2 separate regions of the Homo sapiens genome follow, and region 1 is linked to region 2. A link is a loop called in an ENCODE intact Hi-C map of the cell type or tissue named here. Cell type or tissue: tibial artery. All regions are shown on one strand. Each heading gives the region's core, and the rest is flanking DNA. Links, peaks and the distances in the headings are about the cores only. Region 1 overlaps FAM185A (family with sequence similarity 185 member A). Region 2 overlaps FBXL13 (F-box and leucine rich repeat protein 13).

Evidence for each region. Hi-C counts contacts between places; a loop is a spot of excess contacts. Peaks named below come from ENCODE experiments on the same cell type or tissue, not always from the same donor. Only the 100,000 strongest peaks of a DNase experiment are listed, where the experiment ranks them.
Region 1: a loop joins it to region 2, with 9 times the contacts of the local background. A loop is called at or near these places in 50 of 110 quality-filtered maps.

What each region holds. Positions count from the first base shown.
Region 1 is chr7:102,761,825-102,767,089 of GRCh38, reverse strand. All of the region lies in intron 4 of FAM185A (family with sequence similarity 185 member A), which reads right to left. Among named protein-coding and RNA genes, the nearest start is that of FAM185A, 15 kb to the right of the region's middle. In tibial artery, for the core only: no CTCF peak of the experiment used is centred there; no DNase peak of the experiment used is centred there; H3K27ac peaks cover 1,387 bases.
Region 2 is chr7:103,052,756-103,058,267 of GRCh38, reverse strand. It overlaps FBXL13 (F-box and leucine rich repeat protein 13), which reads left to right. Exons shown (of 21, transcript NM_001394494.2): 2 at 2,521-2,624; 3 at 3,090-3,180. Among named protein-coding and RNA genes, the nearest start is that of FBXL13, 19 kb to the left of the region's middle. In tibial artery, for the core only: no CTCF peak of the experiment used is centred there; no DNase peak of the experiment used is centred there.

The sequences.
Region 1 (5,265 bases), core at 1-5,000, 290 kb after region 2:
GTGCGGTGGCTCATGCCTGTAATTCCAGCACTTTGGGAGGCCGAGGCGTGCGGATCACCTGAGGTCAGGAGTTTGAGACCAACCTGGCCAACATGGTGAAACCCTGTCTGTACTAAAAAATATAAAAATTAGCCAGGCGTGGTAGCAGGCGCCTTAATCCCAGCTACTTGGGAGGCAGAGGCAGGAGAATTGTTTGAACCTGGGTAGTGGAGGTTGCAGTGAGCCGAGATCAAGCCATCACACTCAAGCCTGGGGGACAAGAGTGAGACTTCTCTCAAAAACAAAACAAAACAAAACAAAAAAAACAAAAAAAACAAAGTTGTATGTGTCCAGATTCGAAATTAAGCATCAAAATGATAATCAAATTAAAACTTCATAATGACCTAGGCTAGGAATAAATACTAGAATTTCAATAAAACATTTTCATGAATGTCATGAAAAGATCTATTTAATCCAATAAAAGATTCTGTTTTAAAATTGTATATTATTTCTGACTTTCTAAGTTTACAAACCAGATTTATAAATTTATCAGTGACTACAAGTCCTTCTTAAAGCAGATTGGGACATTTCTTCTGAAATTTTGAGTGCTATCAAAGTTATCACCTGTGTTTTGTACAGTTCATGTAAATTGTACTTCTTGAAAATTTCAAAAATAAAAAAGTAGTTACTAAAGGAAAAGTTTATGCATGTATGCCAAATAGTTGAAGAACAAAGGACTTTTGAAGTGCAGAGAAAATGAGAGAACTAATACTCAGCAATTTATCTATCAAGATATGTTTCCATAGAACTTAAAATAGAGCCTAATTTACATAGGAAATCTAAATATTTAAAATAGAGTTTTATTCATTAGTCACTGTTCCGGATCATAACATAAATTTTTAAAATACACAAAAACAAGTAACATGAACACTCTTACATCTTAATCGAATCAGTTTGTTTAAATCATGGGTTATAAATAAAACCAATCCTAGCAAACCATTTCAAGGAAGTTTTTCATTGTCTCCAATAGAGTCAGAAAAACCATATTTATATTTAAAACTGTATTTTGTAGAATACATATAAATATATGCATGTATTATACATGCACAGCATTCTTTGAAAAGTATCAATATTCAAATATCAGAATTTAATAAAATATTATTCATATAAAACCAAATTTAATTTTTGATTATTTAGAAGGAAATCAAGATAGTAAACTCATAAAATTTTACATCTAAACACAACCTATTCAAGTACCTATTCTCCCACTAGATTCCCATCGTCAGAAAGTGAATATTTAATAAGTCAATGAATAAACTGGTTTCTTTTGTAGTAGAAGGCATACACACTTAACAGATGTGATTCAACCAACTATACAAATAGGAAATATGACTAGTCAATTAGCTTACTCAGTTTCTTACATATAAAATATAGTTAGCTATACTTAAAAATTTCACTTGAAAAAACACTTAGGATAAATTATTTTCTTCTCTATACATAGGAATCAACTTGCAAGGCCAGGAAAGATATATTGCTCCTTTCATTACTCTTTTCCTCATTAATGGGCATGCTCTAAGTACTCGGCACTAGTATGTTAGATGTTGCTTTGCCATCAGGGTATATAAAAATATTGAAAATGCAGACAAAAAATAAATTTCATGCTCTTGTTTCCTTTCATGGAAGACTTAGAAGCCACACACTTAAGACAGCACCATCACTTTTATGGAAGGAGTCCAGTTCCTGAATGCTACCATGGAGCTAAGCCCAAACACTGTATGGAACATCTACATTTTCAGTCATAAAGCACGATAAATGTCCTGAAACTCAAGGAACTTATAATGTAGAACATAGCTGAAGCAGTGCATCTGTGTTATAGTACTGTCTTCTTGGAGGAAACATCTTTACAGTGAGCCAGGAAGCCCTCAAAGTGATGATGGAATTTGCGGTTGCAATCAAGTTCACTGTTTAAAAACCTCTCCTAGAAAGCCAAGAAACTAGGATCAAATCCTTGCTATTCCACTAATTAACTTGTGGAGTTGAGAGTAAACAATTAGACATTTCTAAGTCTAGTTTTCCTCATCTGTGAACAGCCAATTGTTCATTAAGTAAAAGGGGCTGGCCAATTTAGGTACTCAATACATGTTTGCTTTCAACCACCCACCCACCCACCTACTGGCACAAAGGCTCCAAACTCTACTTGTAAAATCCACCAAAAAGAAAGTTACTGCATTATATTTGTGTATAAATGGTTTTTACAACATCTATATGTTGGATTTTTTTTTTCTGCTCTCTCTGGAAAAAAATTAGTTTAAGCCTTGCTTAAGAAAAAAGAAGCTAAAGTAAATAAATCCTGACCAAGAACGCATATATTCTCAGTTTGTTTTCTGTAAGTCAAATGTTTAGAAATAGCAATGTATTTTCCCATAAAAACAAGTTTTAAGATTCTCAAGCCAGTTTATTTAAATATAGCCAAAATATATACCTAATTTGTGTTATATAACCATCAGCATTTAGCACAAAGAATTCATTGAAATATATATCCAGAGTTCTAGGTTGGGAAGATCTTGGGAGAAATAATTCCCACCAAAATTCCAGGAACTAGAAAACTGGGACTTACTTTCACCAGCCATGACTCTAATCTTCTCACCCACCAGGATGTGAGACTAAACACTGCCCGCTCTCCTGTACCCCTCCCATCCCAAACCCCAGACTACAAACTCCAAAAGCATGTTCATACAATCCCTTAGGACAAGGATGGAAATAGAGGTGATAGGGGAGAGGAAGGCAAGAAACTTAGAAGTGTCTGAAGGGTGATTTTTTAAAAGTCGAGGCACTGGGGTGTGTCCATGGAATTAAGAGGGGTTTCCTGTCTTAGTTCTCTCTTGTATATGCTGAAAAACCAAAGCAGAGTGAGGAACAAGGACTAGGTGGAGAAAGCAAGGCTGAACATGGAAGCTTTTCTACAGTTACTTCTGTGAAAGTAACTATAATTTGAAACTGGATTAAATTTTCCCTTCCCCTTCTCCTTCTCATTGCTGTACTAGTATTACACAAAGAAGCTGTGAGAAACATCTAAAAGAGTTCTTTGCATTGAGGCAGGGTGATAATGGACCACTGGAAATGAGGTGGGAAGTAACATCCCAAAGGGGATGGTAGTAACTGAGAAAATAAGAAAGTATATTTAATCCTTCTACTCTACTCTGAATTCTTTAACGACAGGTTTCACCTCCTGCCCAACTTTGCACCCTTGGTGCCTGGAAATCTGGCACACAGTAGGTGGTCAATAAATGTGTCAAATGAATGAATAAATATAACTGTAGTAGATGCTATATTCCTCATCCAGATCCCACATCATAACTGAAGGGCTTATTTTCCTAGCTATTGGAGTACTGCTGGCAGACAGCCCTCAGCTGTCAGCCGTCTTTGGGAATTACCTAGCAAAAAGGAGTCACTTCGGCCCAAGATCATACTCCTTCCTGGGGCAGCTTGCATCTAATGATTGGGGATATAAACGTCCAGCTCCTCTCACCCCAGCTTGAGACAACTCTGAGGGACCATCCCAGCTTCAGAGCTCTCCGTGTGGGTTACTGAAACTGTATCACAGTCCAACTTCTCCCATGGAAATCTGGCTTTCTTCCTTTACATGGCATTGGTCCCAAGAGGCCTCCCTAGTAAATTCGCTGTGCTCAAATTTCCATTTCAGAGTGTCTGCTTTCAGGGAAATTCAACCTGAAACAATAGTCCAAAAGAGGACCTAGATTTAAACCAGCTAAGGAAAGGTATCTGATTTCATATTAAAGGTCAGTAAATATAAAAAGGTTTTATTAAGGCTAAGGAATTAACTTTCTTTTCCAGCAATGTATTTCCATTTTAGCTACTTTAAGTAATCAACAGACCTAAGTACTTTGAGGACTGCTTCAAAAAAGACCACCTGTTTTACTACCATCTAGGCAATTAATGATAAACTGTACCAAATTCAATTTATCTAACTTAAAAGAATGCAAAAAAGAAACATTATGAATTTAGTGTAAACATGGTATAAAGCATTGCAGAGAACAGACTGCTTTTCCTGTGGATGTTAATCCACATCTGACTTGATAAGGAATTGTTTCTCCACTAAAAGCTACTAAATACATTAAGCACAGTATTTTTCATTATGATTAAGATAGTTAGAAATGCAATGCTTATATAAAAGTCACTTTTAAATTATGAAGAGTTACAAACTACCAGATCTACTTAAGGTACAACTGAATAAAAAATAAATAAATGAATAAGTAACAAAACCATTTGCTTCATCTGGGTACAGCTCCATATGTACTTAAGCTATTTTGGGCTCAAATAATACTTTAACCTTGCAAGAATGCTTGAGGTTTAACCATTAAATTGAGGCTCCAGAACTATTTCAAGCATATAAGTATGCTTTTTAAAATTTTTTTTTAGAAGACTACTTGCCAAATTACTACATAGCATGATTAGCACTAACCATGCTTTCTAATGCCACTCTATAACTCTTGCTCACAACTAAAATCTGAGAGTTTTGCCAGAGTGTACAGATACCAATATCCAGCTTTACTATAGAGGTGAAATGAGTGGACTATATATGGAAAAAGTCCGAATCTGTACTTCCTGGAATATGGCTCAAAAGGCATTTAGCAGATGTTTTATACTGGATTAGTGATTATTAATTCTATCTGTATATATTTCAGAAAACATACCTGGATTTGAATCATCTGCTCTGTGGAAATTCAAGAAGCAGCTGAGTGACACTGAACACCAGCATGCCCTTTGCCATATTACCTCATCATTATACTCTTATTTTCTTTCAATAATGCAAACATTAACTATGTAATATTTCTTGCAGAGACAGGATTTAGAAACCACAAGAGGATATTTATCAAAGAAAATGGAAACAACAGGGTGCTGAGAAAACCTGGTGCCAGTACAAATACACGCAAAACATTTAAAATAAAGTTAGTATCAGAGTTGCTATAATTACCTTCCACCAAATGTTTCATTAATTTAACCCTCAGCTTTCTTATGTTAACATAAAAGCAATCATTCAGTACCCATCTTTACCTAACACTGCTTTTACTTCATCTCCTGCATGTATTTCCTTGCTATTTGTTTCCTATTATAAGAAAACACAGGCTGGATGCAGTGTGGCTCACACCTGTAATCCTAGCACTTTGGGAGGCCAAGGGGGTGGGTCGCTTGGGCCCAGGAGTTTGAGATCAGCCTGGGCAACATGGCGAAACCCCATCTCCACTAAAAATACAAAAATTAGCC
Region 2 (5,512 bases), core at 234-5,233:
TCTGAAGGCAGAGCTGGAGAGGGAGAGGGATCTAAATCTTACCTTTCTGCCATTCTCTAAAGGACTGAGCTTCCTGCTTGAAGGCTGTACACTAAGAAGAGGAGCATGGAGCCATTGCAAAGGGGGAGATTGTTATTATGCAGGGTCCAATTAGGAGAAATTACCCTTTTTAGTTTTGGAGGAACAGTATGAGAATTGCTGAGAGTCTAAGAAAAGACCCCAGGCCTAGATCTGCTGACACTTGGCCTATGGAGGTAGGGAGAACTGCTCTGTGTAACTCAAGTGATGGAATTATTTTATTCTGGAAATAGAGGATCAAGAGAAGAAGCCAGCAGGAGTGGGTCTGAAGCATCCCGACCACCCCCAACATGCACACTAGACCCCACCAGAAAACAGTGAACCACAAAGGGAAAGAGAAATGCCGATGGAGAATTCCAGGTGGTTTCTGTGGGAAGTGTGCTGCAGACCTTTTCATCTGTCTCAAATGGAGAAAACATCAGTAATTCTGTATATCTTGCAGACACTTTTAACAAGAAGTTTCTTCTTTTGGGGGGACCTCATAAGGAAAATGAGACAGCAGCAACTTTACGAGTTCCACATATGTGCTTTAAACAGTATCTTAGATCCAGCAAGTCCATTGTTTCCCACCTATGTGTACTAAGCTACAATTTTTCAAATGTATATACTCGGTAGATGTTGTGAATGATAAAATACAAATGTGTTTTTAAGAGTTCTTAAATTCACACATTTTAATGGTGGATTTTCTCAATCTCTTTTATGGTTGGGTCTAAGGAACTTTTTGGCAAAACAAAAACAAAACAAAACAAAACAACAGAACAAAACAACCCCCCCCAACCCCAATGAGTTTCTCATACTTTAAAAGGCTAGAAAACCCTGATGTAAAGCATCATAGTTATGTCTTCAGATTGGCTATAAAGAACTTACTCCTCAAGTAATGCAAACCCTCACGGTACAGTGACTTTATTGTATTGTTTATGATGGATTTTTAGAAAGAGGCAAGATAAACTGCATTTTTGTTTTACTTTAGCAGAATATTAACACTGAATAAATACAGAGGGGTATGTAAAAACACATTTACTTTAAAACTGTCACATTATTTGACTTTTTAACTGTATAAGAAAAAGTTTGCTGCTGCTAGAGTAAACAGACAACCCACAGAGTAGGCGAAAATCTATACATCCAACAAAGGACTAATATCCAGAATCTATAAAGAACTCAAACAAATTAGCAAGAAAAAAGCAATCCCATCAAAAAGTGGGCTAAGGACATGGATACACAGTCCTCAAAAGAAGATATACAGATGGCCAACAAACATGAAAAAATGCTCAACATCACTAATGATCAGGGAAATGCAAATCAAAACCACAATGTGATACCACCTTACTCCTGCAAGAATGGCCATAATCAAAAAATAAAAAAAAAAAATAGATGTTGGCGTGGATGCAGTGAAAAGGGAACACTTCTACACTGCTGGTGAAAATGTAAACTAGGCTGGGCATGGTGGATCATGCCTGTAATCCCAGCACTTTCAGAGGCTGAGGCAGGCGGATCACCTGAGGTCAGGAGTTCAAGACCAGCTTGGCCAACATGGTGAAACCCTGTCTCTACTACAAATAGAAAAATTAGCTAGGCGTGGTGGTGGATGCCTTAATCCCAACTACTCAGGAGGCTGAGACAGAAGAATCGCTTGAACCCAGGAGGTGGAGGTTGCAGTGAGCCGAGATAGCACCATTGCACTCCAACCTGGGCGACAAGAGCAAGACTCTGCTCAAAAAAAAAGTAAACTAGTAAACAGTGTGGAGAGTCCTTAAAGAACTAAACGTAGAACTACCATTTGATCAGTAGTGGGATAACAATCCCACTATTGGGTATCTACCCAGAGGAAAATAAGTTATTATATGAAAAAGATACTTGCACACACATCTATAACAGCACAATTCACAATTGCAAAAATATGGAACCAGCCCAAGTGTCCATCAATCAATGATTGAATAAAGAAATTGTGAGATATATATATCACATCATATATATATGATGCAATATGACTCAGCCATGAAAAGGAACTAATTAATGGCATTCACAGCAACCTGGATGGAACTGGAGACCATTATTCTAAGTGAAGTAACTCAGGAATGGAAAACCAAACATTATACGTTCTCACTCATAAATGGGAGCTAAACTATGAGGATGCAAAGACATAGAATGATACAATGGACTTTGGGGACTTGGGGGAAAGAGTGGGAGGGGTTTGAGGGATGAAAGACTACAAATTGGGTTCAGTGTACACTGCTCAGGTGATGGGTGCACCAAAATCTCACAAATCACCGCTAAAGAACTTACTCATGTAACCAAACACCACCTGTTCCCCAAAAACCTATGGAAATAAATAATTAAAAACCAAAAAAACCCAAAACAAATTGAACAATAAAAAGTTACGTGCTGCTTAGTAAAAACGTGAAAATTCAGAAACATTGATGCCATTTCCCTTTTTTCCCCTAGGCACTGTTATGTGGTATACTTGTTACATGTCCTGAGGATCCGCTGAGGTATTTAGAGGGAATGATCATGGTTATAATCAAAAGTGGTCTTCAGAATCTTCTTTGGTAAGTATTGTTTTGATTTTTGATAGGGAAATATTTTATTTTGAAGGAAAACTTTTATTGCATAGTAACAAAATAAGGTCTTGCCAATGAATGCTTCCAATCTCAAGATTGTTAAGGAATCCCTCCACAGGCTTTTCAGTTTCAAAGACGCAAACCTGAATAATTTGCCCACTAGATCTCAACCTGAGAAATACGGTGTATTCTTATCAGTAACGTGTTCATAGGGCCGGTTTATTTCAAGTTGGGAAAGAGGAAAGGGAGGCATATCCTCCTTTGGGGGACACAGCAAAATCTTGCGAGAGTAGTTTGAAAAAGTCCTCCAGGTGATTCTGATCTGCTTCTCCTAAGGGGAAATGTGTTTTCCTTCTCCTCCCTTTCATTCCACCTACAAGAATCACTGATTTAATTACGGAACTAACTAATTAATGAAATTAATTTTGACTGTATTTTATGATGTTATTAAAGGGATATGTGCATTACTCCATCAATGAAACCAAACATTCGAAGATTGTCTGAAACTTACCTGGAACAACTTTTTGAATTGGATGATCAGCTGGTAATTATTAGTAATCAAGAATACGCAAATATATATTTTAAACTTCGATGGAATTTTCCAAGTAGATTTTATATTTATGGGAGGTGTGAGGTCAGACTGTTTTTGTTGTTGGGGGCACCGAGAAAAGTGAAGGAATAGCCACACACATACACAGACGCATGCAAAGCCACATTCATAGTAACCTTCCCAAATTTCCAGAAAGTATTTACAAAGGCATTTGTTCCTTCTCTTATAAAATCTTTCCATTAAGTTTTCCCCCTTTCCTCTTTCTCCTCCTTCTCCTCTCGTGCATCTTTATAAAGATGAAAATAGAATTATGGAAAGCTTTACAAGAGGATGTTTTCTTTCCTTTCTAATCTGCTTCCTTCTGTGTTCCATTCCACCGCCCATTCTCTCTGCTGTCTGCCTTCTCAGATTAGGTTACAGGGAATCATGCTCGTAATGACATGACCAAAATATTATTGACATCCAACTTAAAAGACAGATCTCATTGTTACTGAAAACTGGTACCAGCAGCTAGTTTTGATCCTGTAAAGAGGGCAAGGAAGTAATTTAGGACATGAAGACTTTAGAACAAAGATAAATGTTTAAGAGAGGCTAACAGAGCAAAAGGCACATGAAGAGAGAAATACTAACACAAATTAGATATGTGTGGAACCATGTGTGATAACTCTCTCTCTTTTTTTTTTTTTTTTTTCCAGACGGAGTCTTGCTCTGCTGCCCAGGCTGGAGTGCAATGGCGCGATCTTGGCTCACTGCAACCTCCACCTCCCGGGTTCAAGTGATTCTCCTGTCTCAGCCTCCCAAGTAGCTGGGATTACAGATGCATGCTGCCACGCCACTAAAATATAATTTTTTGTGTTTTAGTAAAAACGGGGTTTCACCATGTTGGCCAGGCTGGTCTCGAACTCCTGACCTCAGGCAATCCACCTGCCTCAGCCTCAGATTACAGGTGTGAGCCACTGTGCTTGGCCCGTGCATGATATCTCTTGATTACAGGGCTGTTGTCTGGTAGGTCCAGGCAGGACTTGGAGTTGCTACTGAAGTTGGATGTTGAAAAGTGGAATCAAAGCCATGTTCAAGGTGGGGGCTGAGAGGCAAAAACAATTTGAGGCATCTGTTTAGAAGGATGGGTGGAGAGTAACACTGGATCCTAATCAGTGGTCTGCAACAGAGAAACAGAATTAGAGGGATGAGATGATTCTGAGGTGCCAGTACACTGGGCAGAACCCATGTATCCCATCCTACTTGATCTGCATCATGGTGTGTAGGTGTTTTTATAGTACTTTATTAACCACAGACTTTTGACCTATGGAGTGCAGATATCTGCAAATTACTGTGTTTTTGGAGCTGTTTGGGGACAACCTCAGGAGCTGAGGGAGAGGCCTAGGGGACAGGATTCTGGGTTGTGTATGCCTACTCCTATACTCCAGAATAGTTTTGGTTTCAGTATGATTTTGCTTGAGAAAAGCTTGACAACTATTGCTAAAATATGCTAAAGTTTTTGAAAACCACTGATTTAGCGTGGTAAACCCTATTGTCAATATTACGACAAAGACCTTATATAAAATCAGGCTGTGTCCAGTGTCCAGCTAGAAGCCCGTAGGGAATCACTTAAAAACTGCAGAGAATTCTGGCTGGGTGCGGTGGCTCATGCCTGTAATTCCAGCACTTTGGGAGGCCGAGGCAGGTGGATCACCTGAGGTCAGAAGTTCGAGAGCAGCCTGGCCAACATGGTGAAACCCTGTCTCTACTAAAAGTACAAAAATTAGTTGGGCATGGTGGCGGGTGCCTGTAATCCCAGCTACTCAGGAGGCTGAGGCAGGAGAATCACTTGAATCAAGGAGGTGGAGGTTGCAATGTGCCAAGATTGCGCCACTGTGCTTCAGCCTGGGCGACACAAGAGCAAGACTTCGTCTCAAAAAACAAAACAAAACAAAACAAAACAAAAACAAACAAAAAACCTGTAGAGAATTTCAAGAGACATCATAGCTACTTCAAACCTAAAGTTTTATTAGAAAAGGAATTGTCGGCTGGGCGCAGTGGCTCACGCCTGTAATCCCAGCACTTTGGGAGGCTGAGGCGGGTGGATCACCTGAGGTCAGGAGCTTGAGACCAGCCTGGCCAACATGGTGAAATCCTGTCTCTACCAAAAATGCAAAAATTAGCTGGGCGTGGTGGCGGGTGCCTGTAATCCCAGCTACTTGGGAGGGTGAGCCAGGAGAATCACTTGAACCTGGGAGGCGGAGGTTGCAGTGAGCCGAGATCGTGCCACTGCACTCCAGCCTGGGCGACCAGAATGAAACTCCATCTCAAAAAAAAAAAAAAAAAG